Linked DNA regions of Homo sapiens: all the other regions are linked to region 1. A link is a loop called in an ENCODE intact Hi-C map of the cell type or tissue named here. Cell type or tissue: IMR-90. All regions are shown on one strand. Each heading gives the region's core, and the rest is flanking DNA. Links, peaks and the distances in the headings are about the cores only. Region 1 holds the start of LOC124901364 (a long non-coding RNA gene). Region 2 overlaps LOC101927314 (a long non-coding RNA gene). Region 3 overlaps LOC101927314 (a long non-coding RNA gene).

Evidence for each region. Peaks named below come from ENCODE experiments on the same cell type or tissue, not always from the same donor. Only the 100,000 strongest peaks of a DNase experiment are listed, where the experiment ranks them.
Region 2: it touches region 1 in a loop (13-fold over the local background); 12 of 110 quality-filtered maps call a loop at or near these places.
Region 3: a loop joins it to region 1, with 12 times the contacts of the local background. A loop is called at or near these places in 2 of 110 quality-filtered maps.

The regions. Positions count from the first base shown.
Region 1 is chr6:98,842,603-98,853,504 of GRCh38, reverse strand. LOC124901364 (a long non-coding RNA gene) reads right to left here and starts at 6,496. Exons shown (of 2, transcript XR_007059690.1): 1 at 4,665-6,496; 2 at 3,240-3,931. RefSeq lists a silencer at 5,079-5,298 and an enhancer at 5,409-5,528. In IMR-90, for the core only: a CTCF peak has its summit at 7,537; a DNase peak (open chromatin) is centred at 7,564; H3K27me3 peaks cover 4,478 bases.
Region 2 is chr6:97,434,561-97,445,462 of GRCh38, reverse strand. All of the region lies in intron 1 of LOC101927314 (a long non-coding RNA gene), which reads right to left. Among named protein-coding and RNA genes, the nearest start is that of MMS22L, 160 kb to the right of the region's middle. In IMR-90, for the core only: a CTCF peak has its summit at 4,655 (motif pointing left); no DNase peak of the experiment used is centred there.
Region 3 is chr6:97,581,631-97,592,532 of GRCh38, reverse strand. All of the region lies in intron 1 of LOC101927314 (a long non-coding RNA gene), which reads right to left. Among named protein-coding and RNA genes, the nearest start is that of MMS22L, 300 kb to the right of the region's middle. RefSeq lists enhancers at 1-382, 383-892. In IMR-90, for the core only: a CTCF peak has its summit at 5,970; no DNase peak of the experiment used is centred there.

The sequences.
Region 1 (10,902 bases), core at 5,380-10,379:
TCTCTAGTCCACTTAGTTGCATCTGAGAGGTTATGGTACATTTTGTGAAATATACAGGGGGTATATGTGGGAGTAGTTTGTCTACATCTGAAAAAATGCTAGCAAAATGACTCCGAAAACTTTAATTCCCTTAACAAATTAGAGCAAAATTTTATTCTGACAAATGTTACATAAAATAATTTCTTGGTTTTTTCCCAGTAGCCTAAAAATTTTAATTTTTTTTTTTTTTTTTTTTTTGAGATGGAGTCTCGCTCTGTCGCCCAGGCTGGAGTGCAGTGGCGCAATCTCTGCTCACTGCAAGCTCCGCCTCTCGGATTCACGCCATTCTCCTGCCTCAACCTCCCAAGTAGCTGGGACTACAGGCGCCCGCCACCACGCCCAGCTAATTTTTTGTATTTTAAGTAGAGATGGGGTTTCACCGTGTTAGCCAGGATGGTCTCGATCTCCTGACCTCGTGATCCGCCCATCTCGGCCTCCCAAAGTGCTGGGATTACAGGCGTGAGCCACTGTGCCTGACCAAAAATTTTAATTTCTAACTAACATTTTCAGGTGAAAAGTTTTTTTTTTTAAAATATGAATGCTATGTAGGGAGCTTCCAAGAAAAAGAAATTAATGACCTCTGGTTAGCTTTATTTTAAATAAGAAGTGGAAAATAGAACTAACTTAGGTTGACTATCTATAGCACAGAGAAGAAGAAGAGAAATTATGTGGAAGTCAGTTCATGCTCTGTTTTTATTTTTCCCCTAGCTTTATTAAGGTATAATTAACAAATAAAAACTGTGTACATTTATGGTATATAACATTTTGATATATGTATATTTTATGATATGATTACATCAAGCTAATATATCATCCATCGGGAGGCCAAGGTGGGCGTATCACGAGGTCAGGAGATTGAGACCATCTTTGCTAACACGGTGAAACCCCTATCTACTAAAAATACAAAAAAAAATTAGCCAGGCGTGGTAGTGGGCGCCTGTAGTCCCAGCTACTCAGGAGGCTGAGGCAGGAGAATGGCGTGAACCCAGGAGGCCGAGCTTGTAGTGAGCTGAGATCGCGCCACTGCACTCCAGCCTGGGCGACAGAGTGAGACTCCATCTCAAAAATAAATAAAAATAAAATAAAATATAAATATATATATTCCATCACTTCATATAGTTGTTTATTGAGGTGAGTATATTTAAGATCTAATCTATTAGAAATTTTCAAGAATACAATACATTGTTATTAACTGTATTCATCATGATAAACAATAGATCTCTGTAACTTAGTCACCCTTTCTAACTGAAACTCTACCCTTTAACCAACATTTCCCCACCCCTACCTCCAGCCCCTAGCAATTACCATTTTACTCTCTGTTCTATGTGTTCAACTTTTTTAGATTCCCCATGTATGTGAGATCATGTAGTACTGTCTTTTGGTGCTTTGCTTATGTCATTTAACATAATGTTCTCTACATTCACCCATGTTGTCACAAATGACAGGATTTTCTTCTTTTTTAAGGCTTTGTAGTATTCGTGTGTGTGTGTGTGTGTGTGTGTGTGTGTGTGTGTTATTCCTTTATCCATTGATCCATTGATGGACACTTAGATTGATTCCATATCTTGGCTGTTGTAAATAATGCAACAATGAACATGGGAGTGCAATTATCTCTTTGACATACTGATTTTATTTCCTTTGAATATATATCTAGAAGTGGAATTGCTGGATCATAGGGTAGTTCTATTTCTTTAGTTTTTTGAAGAGACTCCATACTGTTTCCCATAATAGCTGTACTAATTTAATTTCCCACCAATAATGGACAAGGGTTCTCGTTTCTTCACATCCTCTCCAAAACTTATTTTTTCTCTTTTTTATAGTAACCATTCTAACAGGTGTGAGGTGGTATCTCCTTGTGGCTTTAATTTGCATTTTCTCTGATGATTAATGATGTTGAGCTTTTTTTCATACACATGTTGACCATTTATATGTCTTCTTTTGAGAAATGTCTATTCAGGTCCTCTGACCATTAAAAAAATAGGCTGTTTTCTTGCTACTGAATTGAGTTTCGTATATAATTTGGATATTAACCCTTTATCAGAGGTATGGTTTGCCGATATTTTCTGTTGACTCTGTTGATTGTTTCCTTTGCTGTGGAAAGCTTTTTAAGTTTGATGCAATCCCATTTGCCTGTTTTTGCTTTCCTGCCTGAGTGTTATGGTCAAATCCAAAAAAATCATTCTCCAGACCAATGTCAAGGAACTTTCACACTATTTGTTCTTCTAGTAGTTTTACAGTTTCAGGTCTTACATTTAATTCTTTAATCCATTTTGAGTTGATGTTTGTATATATCGTGAGATACAGGTCCAATTTCATTTTTCTATGGGTGGATATACAGTTGTCCCAACATAATTTATTGAAGAGACTATCCTTTCCCCATTGTGTGTTCTTGGCACCTTTGTGAAAGATCAATTGACTGTAAATGCATGGATTTACATATAGGCTCTCCATTCTGTTCTATTGGTCTATGTGTCTGTTTTTATGCCAGTACTATACTGTTTTGATTACTTAAGCTTAGCAACATACTTTGAAATCAGGTAGTGTGATGCCTCTAGCTTTGTTGTTTCTGCTCAAGATTACTTTAGCTATTCAGGCTCTTTTGTGGTTCCATACGAATTTTAGAATTTTTTTTTCTATTTCTTTGAAAAATATCATTGGAATTTTGATAGGGATTGCATTGAATCTGTCAATCATTTGGGGTCATATGGACATTTTAACAAATATCAATTCTTCCAATCCATGAACACAGGATATATTTCAATTTATTTGTGTCTTCAATTTCTTTCATCAATGTTTTATAGTTTTCACTGTACATCTTTCACCTCCTTGATTAAGTTTATTCCTAAATATTTTATTTTTTGGTTGCTATTATAAATGGGATTGATTTCTTCATTTCTTTCTCAGATTATTTTTTGTTAGTGTATAGAAATGCTACTGATTTTTTGTATGTTGGTTTATATTCTATAACTTTATTGAATTCATGTATTAGTTCTAAAAGTTTTTTGATGTAGTCTTTGGGGTTTTCTATATGTAAGATCATGCCACATGCAAACAGAGACAATTTTATTTCTTCCTTTCCAATTTGAATCCTTTTACTTCTTTTTCTTGCTTAAATGCTCTGGCTAAAACTTACAATACTATATTGAATGAAAGTGGTGAGAGTGGGCACTTTAGTCTTGTTTTTGATCTAAGAGGAAAAGTTTTCCATTTTTCATATGCTCTTTATTTAAAACCAGGTAATCTCAGTTACTTTACACTATATTCAAGAGAATATTGACATATTTGTATTCCACTGGCCCCTATTCAAATTGCCTTCCTTTTTCCTAACTGAAATCAATACAGTATACCACTCCTATCTTTTAAAGTCTAGGAAACCTTAGAAAGGGGTTTTTGTGTTTTAGGAAGTGATATTAAGTATAAACAAATGTCTTCTCCCCAAACATGACCTCTCATAGTTTTAGTTGACTGAATGTGTTAAACAAGGAAAGTTTAATGTATGTCTAAATTTCTTTAAAATAGACTCCTTTCTTTAGCTGTCTTAGAAACAAATAAACATTTGGATGAAAATATGTGGCAGAAGATACATGAAAAAGAAGTGATATGTCTCAAGCAGGTCTCATTCTCTAGCCTGGGTGCTGTTCTTCTATAAAAATTTCTCCACACCATGGATAGCACCTACTACAAATGAAAAATGTGAGACCTCAGATTCACGTACGTTTTTTCTTCCTTCACATTCTTGCAGTTACAGAGGTACCATTTATTAGCATGTATTCTTAATGAAATTTCCTGAATTGAAATTAAGTTGTTTTTACTAGGGTCAGCATTAGAGGTATTTCAGTAAATAGTTAAATGTTGCTGAAAAACCTGCTATCCTGGTGACTTCGTGATATTCCTGGGAGGGGGTGGGGGAGATGGAGGAAGGAAAAGAGAAATAAACTAGTAAAATTAGCACATCTAAAACTGAACACAATTTCTACAATTCTCTTTTGTTCTCATCTGTCTATGCTTGTCCATTTTCTTCCTTAAAAATGTAATCATGGTATCACCATTCTTTTGTCTTTTTTTCCCCCTACAGCCATTCAGGCACCAGTCATTTGCCTATCCTTTTCAAATTTCCCTGACTGACCACTTTGAGTCAGATCTACACCAGCAACCTCCTACCTAGTTAACCTCCCTGCTTTCATCCTTACCACTTTCCAACCTATCCAATGCACTGTGCCAACTCTCTTCCTTCCAGGAGCATTATTTCCATCGGATCTCCCCCTCTACGATGGCTCTTAATTGCCTTTTGAGTCTAATTAAAACTTCTTCCAGACCCTCTACCAATTAACTCCATACACTGTTTCCCTTAGCAGCCCTCTCATGCCAGGTGCCAGCTCCTGCTCCCCGGCCCAGCCCAGCAAACCTGCTCGCCCTCTGCCTTTTCCTGCTTCCTGCCTCACATTGTGCCAGTTCCCTTCTACCCAGAGTGCCTACTCCACTTCTCTCTTCTTTCTGCCAAAGCATTCTTCCTTTTTTGTTTTTGAGATTGCTAAATCACCTCCTAACTAACTTTGATTACTCTAAGGGTCCTAAAGTTCTGCATTTAGGTCTGTTCTTTTGGAAATGCGTGTGTCTTCACGTACCTGCATTATCGACACCTTGCAGGGAGCAGTGCCCACATATCCTGGTTCAGGGACTCCGGCGCTTGGCGAGAAGTCCGGCTCTTTGGGGCTAGTGGCTTGGTCTTTTCCACGACCTGGTGAAAGTTCCTCTACTGCCAAGGCCTTGGCTCATGTCAGACCTGCATTCTCCCTGGATGTTCTGGTTCCTGCCTTGACTTCCCTTTCCCGCCCGTAATGTGCGCTGCCCTGGAGGTCTCAGGCAGCCACAGCCCCCCTCTCCCCCCGACCCCATTGCGGTGGAACACCGGAAGGGTCAGGGCCCTCCAGGCGTTCGGAAGGCAACTATGTAGGAGATAGCACGGGCTGGGGCCGCTTGGGGAGGGGACTATAGGCTGCAGGTGGCTTCCCGGCAGAGGCCGCTTCCTGGTCTTCGTGAGGCGGCTTGGCCTGGGTCCTGAAAGGTGGCGGGGTGGCGGGGGGAGCCGCCAAGCCGAGGCCCCGCTGCTCCCCGAGGCCCCACTGCTCCCCTCTGTGTAGCGGCTTCAGACCCAGACCGCCTCTCGTCACCCCCGTGAGCTCCTGAGGACACGAAGTGTTCATAACTCTTGACCCCAGCACAGCCCAGGAGGCCCTGCGCTGCTCATGCGGCAAGAGGGAGGCCGGGAGGGCGGAAGCGCAGCCCTCTAGCCTCCCGCAGCGAAGCCGTTCCTTCGTCCCTGCTTCGGCCATCGGAGCCTGCCCGACACACACAGGAGCCCCGGCTCCCCAGACGCCAGGCCTGGCTGGGCGTCCCAGGGGCCCTCCGCTCTCACCCAAAGGGGTGCCTGGCCTAGGCAGGCTCTGCTCGAGTGGCGGAGGGACCCCCACATTGCGCCGGCAGAATGGCCCTTGGGGAGGTGAGAGGACTTTCCGAGTGGAATGGGACCCCTAAGCCCACTCTAGGCACCGGCTTTCACCGCAGCGCCACTCCCGGCGACTCCAGGATGTCGCGGGGCGCCTGTGGGATCCACAGCGTCCTGATTTCCAAGTCCAGGGACTGGAGGTGGCCCTGGGCCACTGGGGCTCTCTAGACGGGAGGCGTGTGTGGATTCGTGAAAAGCTGCGGGTGATTAGTGCTGCTGCTGTTTCGTGTGTGTGCTTGGTTTTAAGTGCATGAGCCTAGTATTCTCTTCCTAATCCAGGCTGCTATAAATGACACCACAGATGGACACTATAAACGTCAGGAGTTTGGAAGATGTTGAAGAAATGGAGTGCTTTGCAAGAGTACGGGGCTAGCCATCGCATCACAGGAGCTACAGTCGCTGCAGTCACTGGTATGTGGCGCCAGGGGCCCGACTGATCGTTTCAGCTACAAGTCAGGACCTGAACATGCTAAACACAAAATGTCTCCTGAGTGGCAGCCCCAATTTAAAGCTAAGCAGAATCGGTGGTGCCTTCCCTGGATAATGCAACTGAGATGACTGTCCTGCATTTCTCTTCCCCCACACAAATAGACGTAAGGCTATATGGTTATTTTTAAGTTAGAAAACATTTCTTAAGCCGGGCACAGTGGCTCACATCTATAATCCCAGCACTTTGGGAGGCTGAGGTGGGGGAATTGCTTGAGTTTAGGAGTTCCAGACCAGACTCTGCAACAAAGTGAGACATGGTGGCACATGCCTATAGTCCTAGTTACTGTGGAGGCTGAGATGGGAAGATCCCTTGAGCTCAGGAGTTCAAGGCTGTAGTGAGCTATGATTGCACCACCGCAATTCAGTCTGGGCGATGGAGAGAGACCCTGTCTCAAAAAACAAAACAACAAACATTTCTTATTAGTCACAGCAAAGACCTCCATTGGAGTTGGCAACAGTAGTGCTTCAGGTTGGATTTGCGGTAATTTATACAATGCTTTCATATACATTATTTCATCCGAGCCTTACTTCAACCCTGTTGCAAAGTTTAAAAAGGAATATTATCCACATTCTGCACATGAGAAAACTGAGATCTGAAGATGTCAACTGACTTTCCCCCGTTGCTGGTTAGTAAGCATAGAAGTATAGACAAACACATGTGTTCTGACTGCAAATCCTTTGCCCAGTTCCATTAATACTGCTGGGATCTGCCTGAAGTCCATGTCCTTTCTCTTCTTCTCCTTGTCGTGTTACTTTGGATAAAGGCGGAGGGAGAAAACAACATTCATGGTGCAAATGGCCCATAGTATGGGAGGACAAATGCACTGGGCTCTGAGGGAAGCAAAGTTCAGCTCCACAGGCTGAACTGATACCTTTGGTGGGAGTTTCTAGGGGAATGTTTTCCCTAGTCTGGAAAATTCTTCCATGGATGAGTTTCTGTTCAAGTGATCCACTTTTTAAAAAACTCACTTTTGAGTGGTAAAACTGAACAAACCTACTATAGAGCAAGAAGTGTCTGATGAAAACTGGGCTGGGTTAAAATAGCATTTGCTGGACTCCATTTTTGCTGATTGAAGCATTGTACCTGTTATTAACCGTGGCTTCTAACCTGGTATTCTGGTCTTAATGCCTGCCAAAAGCTGAGGCTCCTTAGAGAGACTAAAGACTTATCTGCTACAGCCTCAACATGTAGGAACTAAGGAACTGGGGAAGTGATTCTTTCTTCCTACCTTTGGGAACTTTTCTGGTATAGAACGTAGTGTCTTTTCTGGCTAAACTTTTCAAATATCTACTCAGGAATTACCTAGAACTAAATGTTTAGAAACCCTTGTAGGGGTCATATGCGTAGTCACCTTCATAAGTGTTTGCCTAGGAGGGGTTGAGGGAAAGAATGTAGAGTGAGGAAGGAGAGGAGTAAGGGGAAGGAGAATTGGATCTGAAACAAAAACAGTTGTGCTGACTGGGAGGCTGTAAAATCAAAGGTAGTTCCGAGCCGATGCCACTGTGGGGCGCCAAAGTTCTACTCGGCTAAGGCCCGCCGCTTTCTTGGGTGCGAGGACAGAAGTCCTGGAGAACAGATGCACTGAGGGAAGAGAGCGGGGAGGAAGGAGGGAAGGGAAAGGAAAGGAGGGGTGGGGCTAGGGTGTCCTTTATTCTCCAGTTAAACTCGCCTGGGAGACTTTGTTACATAACAAGTCTGTGCGTGGGGGAAAGAAGACTTTGTTAGACGGAAAGAAGGAGGGTGTGGGGAGGGGGTGAAGCTCTTAGAAAAGAAGAAAATCTCGGAATACTGAGTTGACTTGGGAGCACAAACGGTCCTCGTGGCTTCAGAGACGCTGGGGCTTATTCTCAAACTGGGGCCACCACCTTTTTAAAAGGGCTAGCGAGGAGGGGAGATAGGTTTGGAAAGGGTACCTTCCCCGACCCGCCACCCAACACATACAAACCATAGACCCCGCCCAACCTCCCGGCCCCTGGCCCCACTTGCTACCCCCTCCTATGCCTGGGGGCTGCTGCCTCCACGAAGCCGGGCTCTTTCTCCTCCGGGTAGCCGCGGCTCCATCTGCAGCCCCCGAGGACTCCTCAGCCGGGATAAAGGGCGGCCTCCCCCGCCTGCCAGCGCCCAGGATGCTCAGCCGTCAGCTGCGGGGAGGCGCTGATTTCATTCCGGCGCGGCTTTCGCTGCGGGCGGCGAGGGGCGGACAGGCCGGGGCCCGCGGGGCGGGGCGGGACGGGGGAGGGAGGCAGCGGCCGCGACCTGGGGAGGCTGAGCGCCCCGGCCCCGCCAGGATTTATTACATCCCAGCCACTGGCAAAGGTTAGGAACGCGCATTTGGAGACGGGATAATCCAAGTTTAAATATTAAAAGTAAAAGCAGAATCGGTCGAATATTTACCTAGAGACTGAGCAGATCAGATCTCCCTTTGCGAGGGGAGAGGACTGTGGAGGAGCCCGGCTCCCAGGCCCGCGGCTCTAGCGCTGCGCTTCCCCAGTGGCATCGCCTGGGACGGCCAGGACCCACTTCTGAAGCTTCCTCAGACTGTGGTTAAGGGGGGCGGACCGCGGATCCCCTCGCTCTCCCAAGTCTATCGGAGTCGGTGGGGCTTGGTCCAGATCTTCTGCTTTGTATATTCTCTTTTTTAAGGGCCTCCCGGACCAACACAAAAGGTGGCGGAAAGTACGTTGGATCAATAGCAAAGATTGTTATTTAGATAACGAATTAATCTCCCTGTTATAGTACTTTTTGTAGTGAACTTTGCACCCCTTTCATAAGAAAAAGGAATTTAGAGAGAGAAGAAAGTCTCAAACAGGATTAAGGTTTTAATTACAATTCCCTATCGAAATAGTATGTTTGATGAGCTGATCTTATCAATTAATAGTAACATTAAAGCACAAGAAACAGATTCACGGAAATATGCTTAAAGGAGCCTTTAAAAAGTAATCGCACTCGGGGAACTAGCGGGGCAGGCGGCCAGCGATGCTGCGTCCGAGCAGATTTCGGAACCCCCCTCTGCTCGGACTGGTCCAAGCGGGGCGCGCATCTGGGGCGCAGGATGGGGCGGGGGCGGCGGGCACGGCGCTGGGAGACCAGGCTACGCTGGTGGGAGGGAAATAATAAATAACAGACGCCTCTTCCAAGCCGAGGCCCACATCAAAGTTGGGGCCCCACAAGGGCCGTGCAGTTCACTGCATTTGGGTCAGCGTTATATTCCAGGGGCAAATAAAGTAATTTGAACATGCACCAACAGTTTTCCATAAAATACGAGTTAAAAGAAGTAATAGAACTAATCACTGTCTCCTCAAATCAAGTAGAAAACATTTCAATGCACTAATTAGAGTAATTAGAATAATAAGCCTCTGCCTATATGTGGTAAGACAATGTGTACAAACAACTTTATTTAATGTATACTGGTAATCAGCGATGCGTGCCTGCTTGAATGCTTAGCGCAATAAAACTACCCTCCGTCCGCCCAAACAATCAAACACAAATTAGTTTAATGATTGTGCCTGCTGAATGTCTTAGAAATCTACAGGCAGAGGCGAGTAAATAGAAGCATCCTTGTTTGCGTGCGACCCCGCCCGGGCTGGCCGCGGGGCCGGGTGAGTGGCCGCGGGCGGGTGCGGCGGGAGCAATCGGGAGGCTCCGCCGAGCCTGCAGAGGCCAGGCCCGGCGCCAGCACAGACCTGCGCCCCGCAGGAGCCCCTGCTGCTGCCCTTGGTCGCCTTCCCACTCCTCTCCGGCCAGCTTCCCGCCTCTGCGGCCCTGCGGTGCAGTTCTGGGCCCCAAACCCGCACATCCCCAGCTCGGCCTCACCTCCTCCGAGAGGCGAAAGGCCGCTTTAGAACTCTCCCACCGCCCGTTTGCGACGCTTTTCAGAGCTGAGTGATTTCCTCTCCCGGGGCGACTCCTTCCAGGGGCCTCGGAGGGCTAAGGGGGATTTCTGCGGGCCCTGAGAGCCCCCAGTTCGCGGAGATGGACTCTAGGCCTCCAGTACTGAGGCGCGGCCCCTCACTTTCCGGGCCCTCAGCTCTGGCTTGAGATGCCGGGGTGCCCAGAGGGTCTCCCGGGCTCCCTTCTCTAGGGAACTGACTTTAGGCCCAGCAGGGGAGTGGTTTCCAGGGGGTCTAAGAATTCGTTTTCCCCCGTGCTTCAGCTCTTAAAGAGTAGGTTCCTCTTCATTGGAAGCAGGGAGCTGAGGTCAGAAACACCCAGAAGTTTGATGGGTGGGAGCTGAAGGAAACCTGCCTCAGAACTTTGCTCCCCAGCTCTCAGCTGTCCCCCTTCATTCTCACAAATACCGCCCGCCCCCCTCAAAAAAGCAGGAAAAGCCCAGATTACTGTACTTCCCTGGGCAGCTGTCCCCCTTTCCTCTCCAGTCTTCCTGCACTTGTCTCATCTCCCTCTTTCTCTTGGGGCACCATCTTCCACAGTTGCCTCTGCCATGCAGGTGCAATGTCCTGGGCCCGACTCTGCAGAGTCAAGTGGAAAAGCCGGGCAGGCAAAAAGCTAGGAGACTCTCCTCCGGGCCTCGAACCCTTGTCACTCCTAGGCCCACTGCACCTCTGCCCCAGCCACGCGTGCCCCCAGAGAGGGCTTGCCAACTCCTGCGTCTAGAGCCCACTTTCCCGGGGCGACGGCTATACCCAAGACATCTGGACTCCTAATCGCCACCGCTAGCCTCTGCTGGGGGCAAACCCACCAACCGTGCCCGTTACCCCTAGCCCGCTTCCTTGGGAAGCGATAGAGTGGAACAGCTCGACGTCCGAGCTGTTGACCCTTCCCCTGGGGGTCCGGGCGTCGAAGCCTGGGGAGCCGCAGAGAATCCCTGATTTCCAGGCAGGAACTCAGGGGCTGTTGGCAGCGTCCC
Region 2 (10,902 bases), core at 2,077-7,076, 1.4 Mb after region 1:
CAAAATGTCACCTCATAAATCCTATTTTCTGTTTCCATAAAGAATCTGTGTTAGAACTATTGTTTATTAAAAGTTCTGCTGCCATATGGATAACTTAAAAAAAAACTCCCTTCAACCCTGTACTATGTGCAAATATCCAGCAATTTTACATTCATGGTTTAAATTTTTAATTTAAATTCTCTTCATTTCCTCACAAATCAACTTGGTGCACTATGTAAAGAAACTATGTAAATATCAGGACCTTGAACTTTGGTACAAGAACTTCCCTCAAAATATATTTATATGAACCACAAACAATTCAGAAGATATTCCTACTGAAATCATACTTCCAACTAACAGCATTTTGTTTTTTAGAATTTCTTTGAAGGCTCAGAGACTGGCTTAGATTTTTAGCCTAGCAAATTAATAATGTACTATAAAATTTGAGAGTGCTATCATAAAATAAATTCGGAACTCCACATGCAAGCTCCTATATTAAAATACATTGGGATATATTAAGAAAATAAAGTATATCAGCCATATTCTAAATATACAAACAAGCAACATAGGGATACCTAGCTAACAACAATGCAATATCCAAATGAATACTAAAAGACTGGATCCATAAAGTTATGAAGAACTCTGCAGTATTCACGATTTTAAGACAGAATGTGCTGCCTTTGAATTAGAGCAAAATAAGGCTCCTAAAAAAGTTGAAATGATCAATACTAATTCTACAGAAATATAATAGAGGTCTAAATCACTAAAAACAAATCATCATCTGAAATACAGCCAACACATTCTAATGTTTTTCTTTAAAAATATATTCTTCTCCTTTTCCTTTCTTCGTGAATTAATGAGTCAAACTCATGAAATCTCTACACAGTGACCCTTCATTTTTATCTTAAATTTTAAGAAAATGAGAAAATTTTGATGTTACCACTATCTTTTCATCTGAACCTTTGCATAGTGCTATTATTCCATGACCTAATTTAGTGATAAGAGATTCTGCTTCTGTGTCTATTTAAAAGTTCAGATAGAATCAACTCAGAAAACATATATGAATTTCTTTAAAAATATACTAGCACTTTCAAATCTGCCTTCTAATATTTGCATTGTAAAGTACAATCCCTTTAATCAAGCACAACTTACAACAACAACAACAACAAACACAAGTTTTGAAAAATATTTTGGTTGTATCAGATTTCTTAAGAGCCTTCCACAGAAAGTTCCAAGTTCCTATCATAGAGTTTAAAGTGTTTTCATCATAGGAACTTTAATGTTAACATCCTTAGAACTCAGTGAAAGACAATGACCATATTGTAAGAAAAAAAAATCATTTATCTTTATTTTTGTATTAAATCATTATTCTGCTTGAGGCTTAAGAGATTTATTTTTAAACTTCTGAATATAGAAGAATACTAGGTTAGCAAATTATTTTGGAAAAAGTAATTTTAACACATTCCACATAAATGGGCTTTTGGAGAGTGAATTTAAATTTTCCTACTGTGCCGCTAAGCACCTTTGTATTAATAAGCAAAAGAAAAGAAACTGTCTACTACAGCAGTCAAAGTATCCTTTGGTTGCTCTATTGCAGGATATGTAGAGCTTATGTAAAGGGCTACCAGGCTACCAGGCTTTCAAAAACCTGTAACTCAAATTCTAAAGTGAGGCCAAAGATCACCTACCTCTACGTGTAAACCTAACTTAAATTCTAAGAAAAGGCTAAAGATCACTTCTACCTGTAATCATTTGAACCTGATTTCTCATTTGTACAAATGAAAAAGGCTTTTTAAAATATTGCTGTTAAATGTATCATTTCAAAACAAGGCCATGCTACATCTGGGGAGCCAGGGAAGTAGAGGCCGTGATGAAGAATGGAAAAAAAAAAAAAAAAAGTGGCTTTCCTGACTTTCTTAGCCCCTGGTACTTGAGTTGAATAAATAACAATAGGGCAATTCTGTAGTCTTTGAGTACACTAAACTTTTTTAACCCATGTTAAAAAAAAAAAAAAGCCAAAAGTCAAGCTAAATTATATTTCCACCCTTAAAATTGTCACGACGTATTTAAAGATATCAGCCTTTAATATCACATACAATGGACTACCTTTAATTATCCAAAAATGATGTGTGCTATTTTTTCATATATAAAACTCCCATTTTACCAGGAATATAGGCCAAATAGGTTTAATTATTCTGTTATGAGTAGTAATTAAAGTGTTAGGATAAATACCTGATAAATAACAAATCAGTCTAAGTTTTGAGCACTTTAGTTAGTTTGTTTTTTAATACAGATAATTGACTACAGAATTAAATCGCAAACTGAAAAATAGAAATCACCCATGTATTATCATTCACCTCACAGCTAATCTTTGCTCTTCCTAATTTTTCTTTCTGCCAGTAATTCAAATCCATGAATCTCTAAGATAGTTAACCTTTAAGGAAAGGATTTTTGTCTTTGTCCAGAATTTTAACTTAGCAAAAGAGAAAAATAGGACGTGAAGTCAGACGATCTGGGACCAAGCCTTGGCTAGGTAATAGAGGTAATCACTAAATTCTTAAAATTTTAAGTCTCTTCTCTGTAAAATGGGCCTAGCACCACCCAGCTCCCAGTGTGATAATGAAGGTTAAATGAGATAATGTGCTGTTGGGCAAATAATTGGCAATAAATATCTTTTTACTTCCTTTAAAATAGGAATATAATTTTCTAATAGAAGTTTGCTTTTCTTTTATTGCTGGTTTTAATTTTTTCAACTTTTACTTTAGATTCAGGGAGCACTTATGCAAGTTTGTTACCTGGTTTTATTTCATAATGCTGAGTTGTTGTTTTAAATTGCATCTAAGAAAGAAGTAAATGAACCTATATATAAGTCACGTTAGAATTTATAACAAGTAAAATCAGCACCATGTACTTTAGAATCTGAGGGACAAGAAAAAGGGTTCATGTTATCTTTCAGGTTAAAAGATGCACTTGGATGGTCCAAGGGACTTGAGGTCCTATTTTTTCCCAGTTTTCTCACCTTTCACATTTCTTACTTTTATCCTAATGTCCTACTATCATATTTTCTGGATCTCATTCACATACTTTTTATAGATCATTATTCCTGAAAACAAATGAGAATTTGTTTTCAAATTCCAACCAGCCTATAGAATTGAGTGAAGTAGTCCAAGTCTAAATACAACTGATGACTGGACTTTCAGCCATATACATTTCTTAATTATTTTAAAGTAAGTTATAGATAAAGTATTAATGAAGTATTCAAAAAACTTTTATAAAATCTATTTATAAATCTAAAATTATTATACTTTAAATATAGATATGTTTTTTCCTCTTTCAGTTATAGTGTATTTTAAATATTCATTTCAGAAATACATGAATGCCAAAATTAAAATAACCTAGTTAAAATTATCACTAAAATATATACGTATATATATATATATTATATATATATATAATATATATATTCAGCTATATAACCTGAGTATGTGAGTATTTCTTTTAGGAAGCCTTTAGCCTCCAGGCATTCCTTTTAAACTCTTTCTAAGGTATGTCCATAATTATGTTCCCACAATGTGTTACAAGAAAAATATAAATTTCAATGATCTAAAATGATCATGACATCAAGTTTGAAAAATTTTTTACTACTTATGTTGTTAGTCATTAAAAAAATTATAGGCAGTTTAATTTCCAATGATTAACGAAACCACTTATACAATTTTTTTCACATTTTGGTATCAAAAACCTTTATTAAAACACTATTTTGAAAATGTATTTTCTCAGTGGCTTGTACATCCTATCTCAGAATGATTTTCTTTCATTTCCTAGAACTCTGTTTTTGCAAAGAAGATGTAAAGCTTCGTCTCAAAATTAATTATTTTAATTAAAAATAAAGTATTAGTTTTAAAGATATCTGTGACATAAACCATTGAGAATCCTTAATATACACAGGCCATATTAATATTCCTAATGTATACTGTATCATATTCTTCCTATGTATATTAGATCCTTATGGTAAATAGGAAAAGGACAGATTTGATTTAAAACAAAATAAACCATCCTTGCTTTTTTCTTAAAAGGCAAACTATTTCTTTTTAACTAGAAAGTGTTTTATAATTATCCACTTGTTCACCATCCTTAATATAAGAAAGGAAAGTGTGTATATTTATTTTACTAGTTGATAAGTTAAAACATGTCGAAAGAGTACAAATTGTGGTGTTTTCATTAGAAAATATAAATAAAAATATTAAACTCCAAAATATTTTTATTATAAATTGTTTTTAAATGTCTGCTTTCTCTATGAATTTAAAATGATTGGCTTGAGCACAATATTAAGTAAAAAATAAAACAGTTTTCCTGCCTGAAAGACTCCTGAATAAAGAGAAAATTATTTTTGGATTTCCCTCTTGATCAGATATGAAATATTCTGAAACGCCACCACTATAATTTGATAAAAAGCTTGATATCTCCAAATGAAAATAGGACTCAGCACTTTCATTTTTCTGTCTCTAAAGGAACCTGGGTAAACTGATTTTTTTTTTAAATGAAAATCTCAGGCATAAAGGTGGCAGTAATGAAGCAAGCTTAAATATGTGCTGACCTTTGAAATGAACTGCAATCCGCGTTGTTTGGCCAAGGATCTGACTGTGTTACTGTCTCCATCTATTTCTAGCATGAAAGATGTGGGGGTTGGAGCTGCTCTGCTCTCTGGTGGATGTTGACAGCATGGCTGCAAACGCAGCAGCACCGAAAGAGACAGCTACATACCAGGGATCGAAAAATTAACCACACAGCTGTCAGAGACAGAACTACAGCGCAGATATTTTCTAAAAACCTTGATGGCAAGACAAATGATAAATATGTTTCAGTTTTCTAAATGCAGTATATTTTGTGTTAAGAGGAACATTGCTGTTAGGAAGAGGAGGTAAATTGACAATATATAAAATTATCAAGTGATTTGATAAATCATTAAAAGTTTCAGCTAGTTTTCTTAGGGAGTGCACACATAGAAAAGTATACAGCCTCAAGAATCACACTTTTTGAATTAAATACATAGTGAGATTTTAAATAATTGTCAACGTTCCTGGAGTAACATTTTCTCATTATGATTTATTATTATTATTATTATTATTTTGCTTAGGATAAACAGTTCATAGATAATTAGTTTATGCAATATTGAAGGACGTGTCTCTTTTAAATAATTCCTAGGGATTCTCAGAAGCTTCAAAATACAGCCTAGCACCATCTCCTTTAGTTGTGGACCATCTAAAGGTCTGTACCTCAGTTTTATCAGCTATTAGTGGACTGCCTCTACAAATCTCACTCTTTAAAAAATGAAAAATGCATAAAAAACATGCTGAAGAACACTAAAGCTACCACAGTTTGCGATATCGCAATTAAGTGAAGTCTATATCTTTGGTATAATCTATAAGCACTTATAAGTGAAAATGGATTTCCTCATAGAAAAATTTAATACACATCTCCTTGTTCTAGTTTACCATAAACGTAGTCATCAACTCAACAGCCACTGACTAAAATCTCACATTGTGTTCAGCAACGAGGCATATTAAGTGGCAGAAGATATGGTCCTTGCAGTCAATGATTTGCAGGCTTTGAAGAGTGGTATGTATGTAAAAAAATGTTAAATGACATAAGTCAATAGTCAGTCAAGCACTCAATTGAGCATGTGGTATAGTTGCATCTGATATGAGAGAATCAAATGCTGATATTGGAATGATCCTGAATTGCCATTTCTCACTGGTGTTTTACTTTCATTTGGATCACCTATTCCAGTCTCTTAACAACAACAATAACAAAATACAGAACTTGAAAATAATATTTTCTTGTGGCAGGAATATAAAACTCAAGAATGTTGAAAGGAATGCTTCATAAAATTAGCTATACTAAAGGAAACATTATATATATGTGTGTATATATAGACATACATATATATTCCAAATCCCTGATCTAGCAATTTTTAACCTCAATAAAAAGGACTATTTCTATTCAGTAGTAACCAGAGATTTTGATTGAGTTATGCCTCCTAGAGGAAAAAATTATGAGAAACCTGGATATAAAACATTGATTTCTTTATGGTCCAGAAAAAATGTATTTAAGGGAATTTTAAGGTACATATGAGTTAAAAACTATTTATAATATTTCCTCTCTCATTCAGCAAATTTTGGATTTCCAATGTATATTCCAGAAGTCACATTCTCTAAATGAGTAAATAATACAGGCGCGACTTTTTTAAAAAGTGCCTTGTTGTACCTAAGTGCACTGCAGGACATCTGGCACATTTCATTCTGAAATGATGTTTATCCACAGAAATGCCATCAGTGGAAGATGTATTGAAAAGCTGAAGGTCTATTAAGGGAGTATGGGACAGCTGCATACATTCTGTAATCTGTATAAGGCCATGGAAATGACACAGCAATACCCCATCTGTGGCTTTGGTTTACAGAGCTTTGAATAAAAATTCAAGATCAAACTTCACTTGTTACAGAAAAGAAGAATGCTAAAAGAAAGCTGGTATTAATGGGCTCAAATATAAAGGTCTGTTACTGTTACCTTTCTCCTTAATATAAAATATTTTATGGAATTTCTACACCTTCAATAAATACTAATATTATATATTCACCCCTTAATGTTATTTGAAAAACTGCTTGTGGAGAACTACAGTTTGCACTTTTATAATTTAGGCCATTTGTGAATAGGCTTAAAACTTGCAGAAGTGCTAGGACGGAGTAGGGCAGATGTTCAAACTTCCCTATTTGGGCCTGCCAAGTCCTTCATTCTGGACCTACAATACCCCAGCCAATTCAAAACTCAATGTCTCTTAATAGAGATTACTAATCAAGCTGATTTATGTGGTAGTTTAGGAGGTGGGGTCATTCTTTTTTTAGTGGTGTTGTTTCTAAAGAAAGTTTAATGCTCACAAAAGCCTCAGATTGACAGCTCCACAAAATGGAAATTCACAGAACAGAAGTATCACATGCTAGGGGGATACAGCCACCCCTTATGCTAACCTGCCAATTCACAATTTCAACCTGCAAGGATCTGCCACCGAATTCAAGAGATTAATTCAGTCCCTGTGCCCGTTCAATCCTTTGCCAATAAGGAGGCCAATTAGTTTCAACTACACTGGTTAGTTTACTTCTGCCTTTATTTTTTTCTAACGGGGGCATTTTCTCTCCATCATTTGGATGATTTTGACCCCCAATTCATTTCAGGTTACTATGAAATGGCTGTCAATCACTTGAAACCAAAGCCTAATGTGACCCAAGGCCTGAGGTGAAAAGTTCAGTCATTAGATATTGAAACCATCCAGCTCTCTACTGTGGTGAGTTTCATACAGCTCACAGGAAAACAACAATGAAATTCATAATATTAATAAGTTCAAACTCATATTGTAAATCTCTATTTAAAAATGACAGTCAACTAATTAACACGTTTAGCTGGCCTCAGTTAACTTCCAGTCTAAAAATGTCAATTGGAAGCTTTCATTAACTCATATATATATTTCTTTTGTGCATTCATAAAATAAATATATCTCAGAAAAGTTATATTTTTGTCAAGAATTAAAATATTCACCATATTGAATTATGACTTAAATTTCATTTTAGCCTTATATTCCTAGAAAATAAAGTCTCAGTAATGCTATAAAAGTGCAATGTTACCAAAAAAAGGTAAAGATACTTCTGAGATTTTTTTAATTTAGCAAATGAAAATATTCGATGCAAATATGGTGCTACTAACACCTGAACTCCGAAGGATAGTAGAGAGATGAAAGAATAAACAAATAAATTGAAGAATAATATATTCTTAGTAGGGAGTAAATGTGTAGGATTTTTTTTCCAAAAGCAGAAATAGGTGAAATAACATTTTAATTCTTCACAAACATTTATTTCCGAAAAAGAGCTAACAGAATGGGTTTTAATATTAGGAAGGGGAACAAAGAGCCTGAGGCATCTGAGGGAAGGGGGTGTGCATGATGAAGGAGGAAGGATCACAGATGAGAGATTGATCCTGAAGGCTTCTGTTGACATTGTCTTTGTGAATAAAGCATCTACTATGCCCCCAAGTCTTCCACTTGGCACAAGGCTAATGGGATTTGCATATGCCACAATAAACAATAGGTCTTTAAACAACATGCTGGCAATGCTAGACAAAGATCGAGACTGTGATATTTGGTAAATATATTTCTGAGCTATCCGTATTTATCTCCACTAAATTCAGAAACTTCCAAGTTATTTTCTTCCCCCTGAACTGCAGTCAGGAATTCACAACGGCACAAGTTCTCTAGTCTACCCCTAGAGGGCAATAGAGAAGGCAAGAACATTGTGGTTTGTAATCCAAAAAGGTGGAGAATGGGTAGGGGGCAGAAATAAAAAAATGTTTAAAAGCAAGCAAATTTATCAGTACAGCATTTCCAAGGACTGACAGCCAATTTTATCCTCAAAAAGTACTTAGTGTTTCATAAACCAAAAAAATTAATCCTATTTCTGCTACAATCTACTATAAGTATCATTATTAATGCTTAGAAAAATATCCAGAAAGTGCAGCTTAAAGAGAAGGAACACCAACCAAAAACCACTCAAATAAAACCAAAAACTTTTTTTTTTTTTTTTTTTTTTGAGACGGAGTCTCGCTCTGTCGCCCAGGCGGGACTGCGGACTGCAGTGGCGCAATCTCGGCTCACTGCAAGCTCCGCTTCCCGGGTTCACGCCATTCTCCTGCCTCAGCCTCCCGAGTAGCTGGGACTACAGGCGCCCGCCACCGCGCCCGGCTAATTTTTTTTGTATTTTTAGTAGAGACGGGGTTTCACCTTGTTAGCCAGGATGGTCTCGATCTCCTGACCTCATGATCCACCCGCCTCGGCCTCCCAAAGTGCTGGGATTACAGGCGTGAGCCACCGCGCCTGGCCAAAAACTTTGAGTTAATATGAATAACATTGTTTTTAAAACTTATTCAAAACTTTATAGTGTCCATATTGATACAAACACCTCTAAACTTAAAATAACCATTAACAATCACTGGCAATGTAAATACATGAATAATAAATCTGCTTTTATTTCCAGTTGCATATTTATATGACATTTACATATGTATGAAGATCTTTTAAATGTTTGTTTTGACTAATTTTAGAAATCAAAAAAACTTGCCAAAATAATACAGAGTTCCGTATACCCCAACTCAGTTTCCCCTAGTGTTAGCATTTTGTACTTAGACATAGTTATCAAAACCAGGACACTGATTTTTGTACAATAATATCAACTAAACTATAGACTTCATTCAAATTTCTCCAATTTTTCCACTAATGTCCTTTTTCTGTTATAATGTCCCATCCAGGACACCACACTGCGTTTCTTTGTTATTTTTCCTTAGGCTCTTCTAATCTATAATTGTTCACCAGTCTTTCCTTATCTTTCATGACCTAGAAACTTTCTAAGTTGTGAGTTTTGGCAAGAATACCACAGAAGAGATATTGTGTTCTGTTCAGAACATCATTTCAAGGGATTCATGTTGTCACTATGTGTTACAACTAGTGTTAACATTGATCGCTTGACTAAGGCAGATTTCTGACATTTTTAAAACTAGAAACTTAATTATATTCTTTTTATACCAAAATTCACAGCCTTTTAAATGTACTTAATAACAAAAACTTCCATACTACCAAAGTAGAATAGCCAAGCTAGTGACTCAGTAATATTCCTTGAAGAATAATATATGCTATTAGTGTACACTAGTCCTTGAAGAATAGTATAAGCACTGTGCTCGGTGGGCTTCTTAAGTGGAAAAAAAGAGATTTTGATTAAGTAAATATTATTGTTAATTGTCCCTTTTTGTAAGACCCAAAGGCACTTCTTCAATATAAGAACATATATCCCCTCATATCATTGCCAAATTTGAATTATATCTATCACTCTACTCATGGTGTCTTTTTGCCTGCATGCTCTTCCAGACCAGCTCAAAACAGTTCAGAACCATAGGATGGAGAAAAGAGAGCTTCATATCATATTTTCTAATGTCCTTTTTTATGGCATAGTCACAGCAGAATGATCCCAGGTGGAGAGAACAGTTCAATGGGAAATATCATTAATACAAGAGGGTCTCCAACTAAAACTACAATAGTGGATTGGTCTAGAGACCCTAAAACAACCCTCAGAGATATAAAGTGAGTATGAGACATCAGTTCTGGAGACCTGGAAAATCTCTGAGAAAATGCCCAATGGATCCTTCAGGCTATGTCAACAACCACTGCAGTCTCTTGGCCTCCAGGGTGCTTCCTGTGGAATCACTGTCTCCTATGCTCTTCATTGTTCAATTCTAATGTGATGTCCACTAGGAAGCATGCCCTGACCTCCTACAATCTACATCAGAGAGAAGCGATAGCCCCTCTTATTATATAATGTGTAGTTTCATATTACTTTACCCTCTTTCACCATTCTGGCACTTATTTCTTAACATCCTTTTTCCCGACTATGCTGAGAGTCTTTAAGGATATGAATATGAAACATATTTGTTTCCCCAGTGCCACCAAGCAATGTGCCTGATACCTGTCGATACTCAACAAATGTTTGCCATGGCATATAGCTAGCTCTTCTTTGGTGACACAGGGTTCAATCAATTTGGGATACTACAGAAGATTCTTTTAGCCCTTGTGAATAGGACAATAAGGAAAGAAAATCTATTGAAACAAGCAAATCATCTGAGGCTCCTAAAAGTGAAGAAGAATAATTTTTCACACACTATTTCTTTTAGATTTTTTCCCTTAAGCTTAATTTTAAAGTTCCACAAAAGCATAGCGGGCTTGTTCCACTTGAGACACAATAGAAAATTGAGAATAGAAAGGATAAAATGCAATTTTGCTTTAGCCACCAATTACAGAGGTTAAAGAAAAATATGTCCTAGGTCAGGTGCAGT
Region 3 (10,902 bases), core at 3,589-8,588, 1.3 Mb after region 1:
GCAAGTGATATCCTAATGGTCTAGAGCTTTCTTCAGTCTCCAGGATGTGCAGAAACAAAAAACTAGAGTGTGGAAATGTGGGGGTTCAGTCAGGATGGTGGGAAAAATTGTAAAATTATAGGAAATAAACACAAACCTTCTTGGAAGGCCTGGGGGTTTGCATAGCTTCAGTAAAATGTTTGGCTGAAGGCAGCTGAATTCTCTTAAAAGCTCAGGATGTAGATACAGAGGAATGTAGAGGAGTTTATCTAAATAACTTGTTTACTCATGTGGTCCTAAAACTAACCTTTCATCATTTGCGCGCAGGATGGCTCTCTTGGTGGGAGGGCAACCAGGTTAATTACCCTCTAATAGTGTTGACTCAAAGCCTTTGTCATTTAATGTGTGCTGAATAAATGCCAGCAGGGCCAGCGAGTCAGGGCCGTGGTTGCAACTCTTTACAGCACCCTCCTTGGTGTCTGCAAGTGGCCCGTACCCTCAACCAGACTGAGAGGCAAAATGTCTGTGTCAGTGTACATTATTCATCCATCATTGGGTCAAGGTCTGCGGGACAGACCCCCACATGGAAATACCAAAGCAGCCAGGACTTAACGGTCTGAGATCCTGAAGAAGGGGATTACTGCAAAGAAATGAGCCCAACATTCTGCACTTCTTTTCTCCTTGAGGCACTTGCTGAATCTTAAGTTCAAATCAGTATCTGACCTTTACCTTTCCTGCAACCTCTTTTCAAATCACTTTCTCTCTGTGATCCAGCCATAATAGCTACCCCTCACTCTCCTTTCTGGTTTCCTCAGTGCACTGTTCTCCCTTTCTCTCTCACCACAAGAAGATTATTTGTTCTGCTCCAGTTAGATGGAATTATTATTTTCTATTCACCCTTAAAGTTATCTCCATAGCCACACAGAAATTGTAGGACAGGTCTAAGACACTGGCAAGAGGACATATAGATAGAAGGCTCCCAAGGTCACCCTGAGGGAAATGAAAATAAGAGATAAAGAGAGAAAGGATCTCTTACATGACAATTAGAGGAGGCATCTGCGTGGACTGATAAGTGACTTAATGAGAAGAGAAAAAATATGTTTTGTACTATCTGCTGGATTCAAGTGTACATAAACAACAATTCATAACTTTCTAGTGTTGTACTGTATCTACACTTCTCCCTAAATACTGTAAACATAAGTAACAACCTATAAATCCTCAGGGAGGCTTTCCTGATAGATCCTCTCCACTCACCTTTCCCACCCAGATTAGGCCTGCCTCTTCATGATGGATAAATTTTCTTAGCACAGAATTCCCATTTTCTGTAGCATTTATCTTAGTTTATAATTCTATATTTATCAGTGTTATTATTTGGTTATTGTGTCTCCATCACTAGGCTGTCCATGAGGCAAGACCCACGTAGGTTTCTCCCTATATTGTATTCACAGTGCCTAGTATTGTGCCAGACACCTAATAAATATTCACATATCTGCCAAATAGATGAGGAAGCTGGTATTCACTTGACAGAATGTCAGCATCTACAGGGTGAAAAGCCTGGCTAAGTTAGATTGTTTTAAACATTATGGCCTGTAAATAAGGATATGGTACCTTATTAGTGCCATAAAAAATAAAATCATTTTGGGCAAATTTTATACAATTTGAAGCACTCAACTTATTAAACTACCTATGCAATCTTTAATAGACAATTAATGAGCGCTCTTCATATACAGTCATAAAAAATACTTCATCTATGGCCTCAAGGCCTTATTGAGCAAGATAAGGAATAAACAGTACTCTATATCATAGAAGTATGCAGTGAACAGGAAAAAGCATGGGCTTTCCTGGAGTGGATCTGGACTCGTATCCCACCTCCGTTTCTTACCATCTATGTGACAATGGAGAGTAATTTAACATTTCTGAGTATTTTATGTAAGATGAAGATAGCATTTATCTCATGGGGTTGTAATGATTACATAAAGAAATGCAATCTTCTTAGCACAGAGTTGGTACACAATAAATGCTGTGAAGCTGGTATAATTGCAGACAGAATCTGAACTTTCTAATCAGGAGACCCAAGTCAGCACTCCTGCTTGAAAATTTGTTACTGATTGACCAAGAGAAAGTTAGTTCATGAGACTCAATTTTATGAGACTCGATTCTTCTATCAGTAAATGGGCATGATAATACGAATAAATAACCTACAATTAAAATTTATCTGTAAAGTGCCTACTAAATTTTTTGGCAGAAAGTTGGCTTCAATAAACTATATGAATAAGGAGGAAGGGAAAGGAGAGAGAGAGAAGATGTTAGGTTTGAGGTATCATATGTCGACACACAATGGAAATATATAGTAGACAATGGGAAAATGTGTGTCAATAATTCAGGCAACAGGTTTAATTGAATATATGGAGTTAGATCAACAAAAGTAATTTTTCCTATTATTTTCTTTCAATACACATTATTTATTTTCTCCAAGGCATTTATCACAATTTGTAATCGCATATTTATTTGTTTACTGGAACCTTATCTCTTACAAATTGGTTTTTATGAGGGAGGAGTTATAACTGCTTTTTACTCCACATAGAGCACATAATAAGGGCTCAGCAATTATTGTTAACTGAGAACTATCAACTGAAAATCTGTATCTATAAAAGACAGGTCAGTCAGTCAGTGCTCAGTGGTGGAAAAGAAGAGCTATTAGAACACTGAAATTCTAATAGAAATGAATACTGTTCATTAAGTTAATTACAGTTATTTTAACTTAATAAAACTGGTGAAAATATTTTAAAAGTTTAAATTAAAATGATATCCCCATGAGCTGATGCCAATATGAACAACATTTATGTTAACAACATTGTCTGATGTGTAGTAAATGAACAATAAATATTATTGAATGAATGACAAATTTATGAAACCAATTGTAGTCCATGTGTAATGATTTTATTAAAAGCCAATTTTTAAGATGCATTGTAAGTCATAAGAAATATTTCAAAATGTACCAGTTAACCAAGGAAAATAAAACAGAGAGAATGAGTAGAGAAAAATGCAAGAATTACAACTATTGTCAAACATAGCATTAGTTGCAAAGTTCATTTTGTCTTATAGCCACATATAGCATCAGAAAGAAAAAGAAGTTTAAATCAGGAATCCTTAGGAAAGTTTTCAACATGTCACCAAAACAACAGATGGTATCCAATAGAAATAGTGATAAGAACCAACTGAAAAATAACATCAGAAAAAAGCAAAAGAAAGAAAAGGGGAAAAAATACTCTAGCCTAGAGAATAAAATAGGCCCACAAAATGTTAATATGTAAAAAAAAAAAAGAAGCCAACCAATGAAACTTTTTATCAAAACAGCATAAATCCTGCCAAGAAAAAAAACTATAAAAAATTTTGGTTAGAGGACCAACAAAATTATTTTAGTTTTCTTTAATCAACAAATTAGATAACATAATGTATGTGGATTTTCATATCTTAAGAAAACTTACATACCAATAAGAAATCTCTGGTTTTAAAACATGTTGGAGGGAGGTAGAACACATACAAATATATAATCAATAAAATAATGAGAGATAAAATAAAATAGTTTCTTTTTAAGTACTAAATCAATACCTAATTAAATAATTTGGAAATAATAGGAGCAAAAATTGCGTAAAGGATCTTTTGGATTTCTTCTCCATATACCGATTAAGAAAATTGTCCCAAGGAATTGAAAAATTTTACCGATGATAAAATTATAAAAATGTATGGAAAAGGAAAATTAATTCAATATAGCATGATTTTTAAATGAAATTATCTTCTCCTTATAAGGAGTCTAATATATACCGAGTAACATGCTAGGCACTTGGGGGATGGGGAAGAATAAGTCAGATATGTTTCCTGCCCTTGTAAGTTTACAGTCTAATGAAACAGGAAGTTAATAGACAAACACATTAAAAAATAACAGATTGTGTTACATGCCATCAAAATAGGAATAGAGTACTATAAGACAGCTAGGGGAGCCCTGAAGCCTTTTAGGATATTATAAATTGCCTGGAGAAATTAACAGCTTGGAATACAGCAGTGAAAATAGACATGCAGAGAAAATATATAGAAGTATTTTTGCACTGGGATTTACTGCTTTTTAAAAATAGATTGAATGCGGGAAGAAAATGTAAAGAAAAAATTCAAGGATGAGTTAGCAACTTGTTAGATGACTTTAGTCATTTACTACAATGAGGGACAACTGGACATAGGAATCTAGAGCATGGAGAAGCTGTAAGGATGGAAGACTTAATCTTTTTTTTTTTTTTTATTTGAGACAGAGTCTTGCTCTGTCACCCAGGCTGGAGTGCAGTGGCGCGATCTTGGCTCACTGAGACCTTTGCCTCCCAGGTTCACGCCATTCTCCTGCCTCAGCCTCCTGAGTAGCTGGGACTACAGGCGCCCGCCACCACGCTCGGCTAATTTTTTTTGTATTTTTAGTAGAGACAGGGTTTCACCGTGTTAGCTAGGATGGTCTCAATCTCCTGACCTCGTGATCCGCCCGCCTCGGTCTCCCACAGTGCTAGGATTACAGGCTTGAGCCACCGGGCCTGGCTGGAAGACTTAATCTTACTGTGCCATCAATATATATTTTAAATTATTAGTGGTTGCGTTTCCTGGGAAGAAAGCATAGAAAAGGAACACAGATTCAAAATCAAATCCAGAGGAATTCCCACATGTAGTGATAGAAGTGGAAAAAACTAGGCAAACACAAGGGAAAAGAGGTAGAAGAAAATGAAGAGAGTAACTCTTTTGTGGCTTCTTGCAAGAATCGGCCCAATTTTTAAAAGGAAGGAGTGGTCAGTTGAGCCAAATGCTGCTCAGAATACGCTAAGCTCACTCCCACCAGCTACAACCCACTCCTCCTGCCACTTTCAGCCTGACTCAAGAATAAGATAAATCTCTAAGTATGTTTCAAATTTATCAAACATAAATAGGTCCCAAGTATGTGGGCCTTAAAAAACAGTAAGACTCACATATAGAAGGACAATGTGAATGAATAAAAAATTGCCAATTTTCAGCTATAGATAGTAATCTGGGATAATTTAAATTAAATGAACATTTTACTACATGCCAAAGTAAACTTCAGAGAGTTGTTAAATGTTTTTTATACATTGATGAAAAGTGAATAGAAAAGAGAATAGAATATCAGATCTACGAAAGAATAACTTTCTCAGATTTGAAGCAAAGAAAAAATAATGAAGGAAAAGATCAACAGATTTTAATATACATTCACTTAGAACTCCCAATCAATGAAAATCAGTAACTCAGATAAAAAGCACGTGTAGGAGAAAATATTCTGAAGTTGTAATGGTTGTATTTACTGAGACTTTACTGGATCAGTCACAAGCAGGTAACAATTAATTTATTATTTCCCACCACTTTTCCTGATTGATCAGATTTCAAAGCTATTTGCAGTCACTTGCAGAAAGTAAAAGTTCGATTCAGTCTAATATCAAAACTACAGATCATCAGCTAATGACATTCTTCTTCCCTCCTCCAGTTTTGGCCTGCCCTGGACTCAGAAACCCACAGGAAGGAAAAGAATATAAGCAGCTTCTTCACATTTTCTTCACTCCACCTCTTTGTAACTACTCTCTAGCTGCTATTTTGGTCCCTCTAGAGTTGGGTCTGCAGGAGTAAATTAAGAGAAAGGGACAGTGTACTATGGCTAATGAGCTGTCTCTGACATCAGGACTGCTTGTTTTTTTCCCAGGGCATTTTGGGAAACTTCTTGGTTCATTGAAAGCAGAGGATGTCATCTTATGCTGGCTTTTAAGACAAACTTCCTCAGTCCCCTACCTTCTGAGGCTTCACAGTATGGATATTCTATCTATTGGAAAGTTTCCCCCAACCCAGAAGACTTGTTTCTCCTGAAGGTGAATCTTCCAGAGCAGAATCTCTTTCAAGATAATACAGTTGGCTTCCCTTCATCCAGTTCATTTGGTCTGCTGGAAAACTCAAGCATCTTAGCTCCCCCTGTGGGTAATTCAGCTAGTTCTTCTACATTCACAGGATCTAACCAGCCAAGCTGTCACTTTGGGACTGCTCAGGCCTGGGTTGGGTAGCAGTTCCTGTTTCCCTTAAATTTCAGGGGACATAAGACACTTCCCCTCTCAAAGTAGATTTCTTAAAGCTTCTCCAGCTTTGCTGGAGGGGGAGAAATATCCCTTCTGCTACTCCATGAGGAATGAGAGAGGGAATGCCACAACACACACACACAACTCACTCTCCATTTCTCTTTTACCCCAAGATAGCCTTTGTAACTGGCCTGTTGTGTATAATGTTGTTTTCACAGTACTCTGAGACCATGAGAAAATGCACAGTTAGCATGCTGCTTCATTGTTAGGGTTGGAGTGGGTCCTTTTACATTGCTGGTAGCAATTGTATATCAGTACAACCTTTTAGAAAGAATTGCAAGGCCTAGTAATTCTGCTGGAAATACTACTCAAAAAAACCATGAAAAGGTCTATGCATATAGATGTCCACCGTAGTATTCATTGTCTAAAGCAGTTCCCAGATCACAAATGTCTGCTAATGCTAAATCATAAGGAGAAGTTTGTTTTCTCAGAAACTTACATTAACAAGTATTTTACTCACCCTTTCTTACTTTTAACTTTTGCTTGTGAGGACCCTCACTCTTCCCCACTAGTCTTGACTTCCTAATCTTATTTTCATCGTTGTAGGTCCAAATTTTGTTGGAACTTTGTTACATGAGACACGATTTTGTTAGTTCTCTCAAGCAACTTATGGACAACAGCAGTTACAAAAGAAAGAATGAATGAGGAAACCCCTGCAAGAACACTCAACTGTCCAAAAAGAATAGTGAAACTGCCTGAGGCAGCAGTCACTGTCAATCAAAGACATCACATTGCCCTACCCAGACCACCATAACAATTTAATCAGAATCTGTAGGGGTGAGCTGAGGCTTCATAATTTCTTTAACCCCTCCCATGGGTGATCCTAATGTGTAGCCAAATTTGAGAATCACCATTATAGAGATTATCATCTAGAGAAAAGAAGAGACAGGCAAAAGAGCACATGAATAATATATGTATTATAGAGCCAATCAAAATTTTAAAAGATGAAGAACAGATAGAAAAACATGGTATAACCTCTAAACATAGCATACAAAGGCCTTTATCATCTCATCTCTACTTACACTATCCTATTTGTTGCTCCTTTCGTGGTCCTTCCCATCCTGTGTTAGAACCACACTAACCTTCTCAGGTACCTAAACATGCTAGGCCCTCTTGGGCTCAGCCTGATTTCCTTCTTGATCTACCTAGATCATTCCTTCTCCCAGCTAACAGATGAGGTGCATTCCCCTACAAATGGCCTCTCTGACAACAGAACAAGACTCCGTCTCAAAAAAAAAAAAAAAAAAAAAGGCCTCCCTGACCATCCAGGCTGACCTGGATGCCTATGTATATCATAGCACTTCCTGCTCAAAACAGGTCATGTCACACTGTATTGTAACTGTTAGTTAATTTATATTTCAGTTTTTATCACTTTGAAAGCAGGAACACTGTCTTCATTTCATCTCTGAATCCTAATATCTATCAATGTGACTCGCACAGAGGAAGTGTTCAATAAATGTTGGGTTGAATTTTTTAATGCACATAATATAAATAATCATCAAATACAAAATTGTAACTATGAAAACATTTTTGGATTGGAGAATTATATATTAGAAGAAGGAGGAAAAGAAAAAATGAGTGACAGAGAAAGAAAACAAAGAAAGCAAAGAAGAAAGAGAAAGGAGGAGAGAGGGAGGGAGGACAAGATGGAGGGAGGAAGGCAAGAAAAAAAACTAATACAGAATACCTTGTAATTGACAATAATTATAATTTCATTTAATTCACACAGAATTCTCTGGGGTAAATACTATTTTTCTTATCTCACAGATGATTAAACTGAGGTCAAGAGAATTAAATCATTTATTCAACTTTGGAAAGTTTATAAGTACTATATTCAGGTTTTGAATCAAGGTTTATAAGATCAAAAATAGCTATCATTTTCAGAACTAAAATAGTTATTTTTTAACCTTGATTTAAGAGAAATGTTTCATGGGCTGGAGGCTACAAGCAGGGTGAAGTACCAGCAGATAAGAAAGTCAACACAGGTCTATCTTCTATAATGCTCAAAAGTAAATCCACTCACATACAAATCCACAGTTGCAGTCCTTGTGGAGAAAATTCAGCAAAACCGTATTACTGAAAAAGTATCACAGTGATTAGTTATTTTCTGCATTTACCATTCTATGTTTAAGCTGCCATTAAAAGTCTATCACATTCGACATTGTTTAACAGAATTTCTTTGCTAGGGTGTTATTAATACATAACCATTCTGCAGATTAGATTTTCAGGACCAAAGCTGAATTTCCTCAACTTCCTAAGACTAACTTCATCAAAATTGAAACAAAATAGGTGGTATCTATATCTCTGTGCTTATGGTTTGTGATAGCCTACAAACAAAAGGAAGTTGTGAGATTTCATTACACGTGTTAGCAATAAGAAACCAACAAAAGAAGCTATTTTAAATACACAAGCAAAATCTATAATATATAACCATAAGTATTAAGAAAGATGCTTTGAGAAATAGAAGAGGACACACAAAAATATGAAAAGATATGCCATGTTCAAGGATTGGAAGAATCAATATTGTTAAAATGTCCATACTACCCAAAGCAATCTACAGATTTCATGAAATCTCTATCTAAATATCAATGACATTCTTCACAGAAATAGAAAAAAAAATCCTAAAATTTATATGGAACCACAAAATACCCAGACTAGACAAAACTATCTTAAGCAGAAAGAACAAAACTGGAGGAATCACATTCTCTCACTTCAAATTTTACTACAGAGCTATGGTATTTGAAACGACATGGTAATGGCATAAAAACAAACACATAAACCAGTGGAACTGAATAGAGATCCCAGAAATAAATCCATACATTTATGGTGAGCTCATTTTTGACAAAGGTGCCAAGAACATACATTGAGGAAAGGACAGTCTCTTCAATAAATGGTGCTGGGAAAACTGGGTATCCAAAGGCAGAAGAATGAAAATAGACCCCTATGTCTCATCATATAAAGAAACCAAACCAAAACGGATTAAAATGGATTAAAGGCTTAAAGCTAAGACCTCAAACTATGAAACCACTTAAAAAAAAAAAAAAAAAACATTGGGGAAACTCTCCAAGACATCGGTCTGGGCAAAGACTTCTTAAGTAATATCCCACAAGCACAGGCAACCAAAGCAAAAATGGACAGATTAGATCACATCAAGCTAAAAAACTTCTGCACAGAAAAGGATATAATCAACAAAGTGAAGAGACAACCCACAGAATGGGAGAAAATATTTGCTAACTACTCATCTGAAAAGGGATTCCTAATCAGAATATATAAGAAGCTCAAACAACTCTAATGAAAAAATTTTGATAATCTAATTTTTTAAATTGGCAAAAAAATCTGAATAGGTATTTCTCAAAAGAAGACATACAAATGGCAAACAGGTATATGAAAAGGTGCTCAACATCACTGGTCATCAAAGAAATGTAGATCAAAACTATGAGACATTATCTCACTCCAGTTAAAATGGTTTTTATCCAAAGCCAGGCAGTGACAAATGGTGACAAGGATGTGGAGAAAAAGGAACCTTTATATACTGTTGGTGGGAATGTAAATTAGTACAACCACTATGGAGAACAGTTTGGAAGTTCCTCAAAAAACTAAAAATAGAGCTACCATATAATCCAGCAACTCCATTCCAAGGTATATACCCAAAAGAAAGGAAATCAGTATATCAAAGAGATAACTTCACTTCCATGTTTATTGCAGCACTATTCACAATAGCCAAGACTGAATCAACCTAAGTGTCCATCAACAGATGAAAGGATAAAGAAAATGTAGTATATATACACAATGGAGTACTATTCAGCCAAAAAAATGAATGAGATCCCGTCATTTGCAATAACATGGATGGAACTGGAGGTCATTATGCTACATGAAATAAGCCCACCACAGAAAAACAAACATTGCATGGTCTCACTTATTTGTGACAGCTAAAAATTAAAACAATTGAACTCATGGAGATAGAGAGTAAAAGGATGGTTACTAGAGGCTGGGAAGGGTAATGGGTAGAGGGGATGCGCAAGGGGGTAGGGATGGTTAATGGGTACAAATAAATTGTTAGGGTGAATAAGACCTAGTATTTGCTAGCAAAATGGGGTAACTATTTTAGCAAATAATTTAATTGTACATTTTAAAATAACTAAAAGAGAATAGTTGAATTACTTGAAACACAAAGGGTAAATATTTGAGGTGATGGATACCCCATTTACCCTGATGTGATTATTATGCATTACATATCTGTACCAAAATATCTCATGTAACTCATAAATGTGAACACATACTGTGCACCCACAAAAATTAAAAATTTTAAAAAAAACCTTTTCTTAAAAAAAAAAAGATGTCTTGAAAATTAAGGGTAAACACCTGATAGGCACAGAGAGTACAAAGCTGAATTCACTCACATTCCATTTTCTCTGGAATCCCAAAACCTGCTAAAGACAGGAGATTTCAAAAATAAGCACAAGACCCTTCATTTCTTAATTTTATTGGAGGAAACTGAGGCTCAATACATAAGCCTATTGCCCAAGCATTCATGACTACAGGTAGACCAGCCAGCATTCAGCTCATTAAGAGCCAATCCCATCTTTATACTAAACTATAGTGTATCTCTCCATATTCATTTCTCTTTTTTTATTATTATACTTTAAGTTCTAGGGTACATGTGCACAATGTGCAGGTTTGTTACATAGGTATACTTGTACCATGTTGGTTTGTTGTACCCATCAAATCGTCATTTACATTAGGTATATCTCCTAATGCT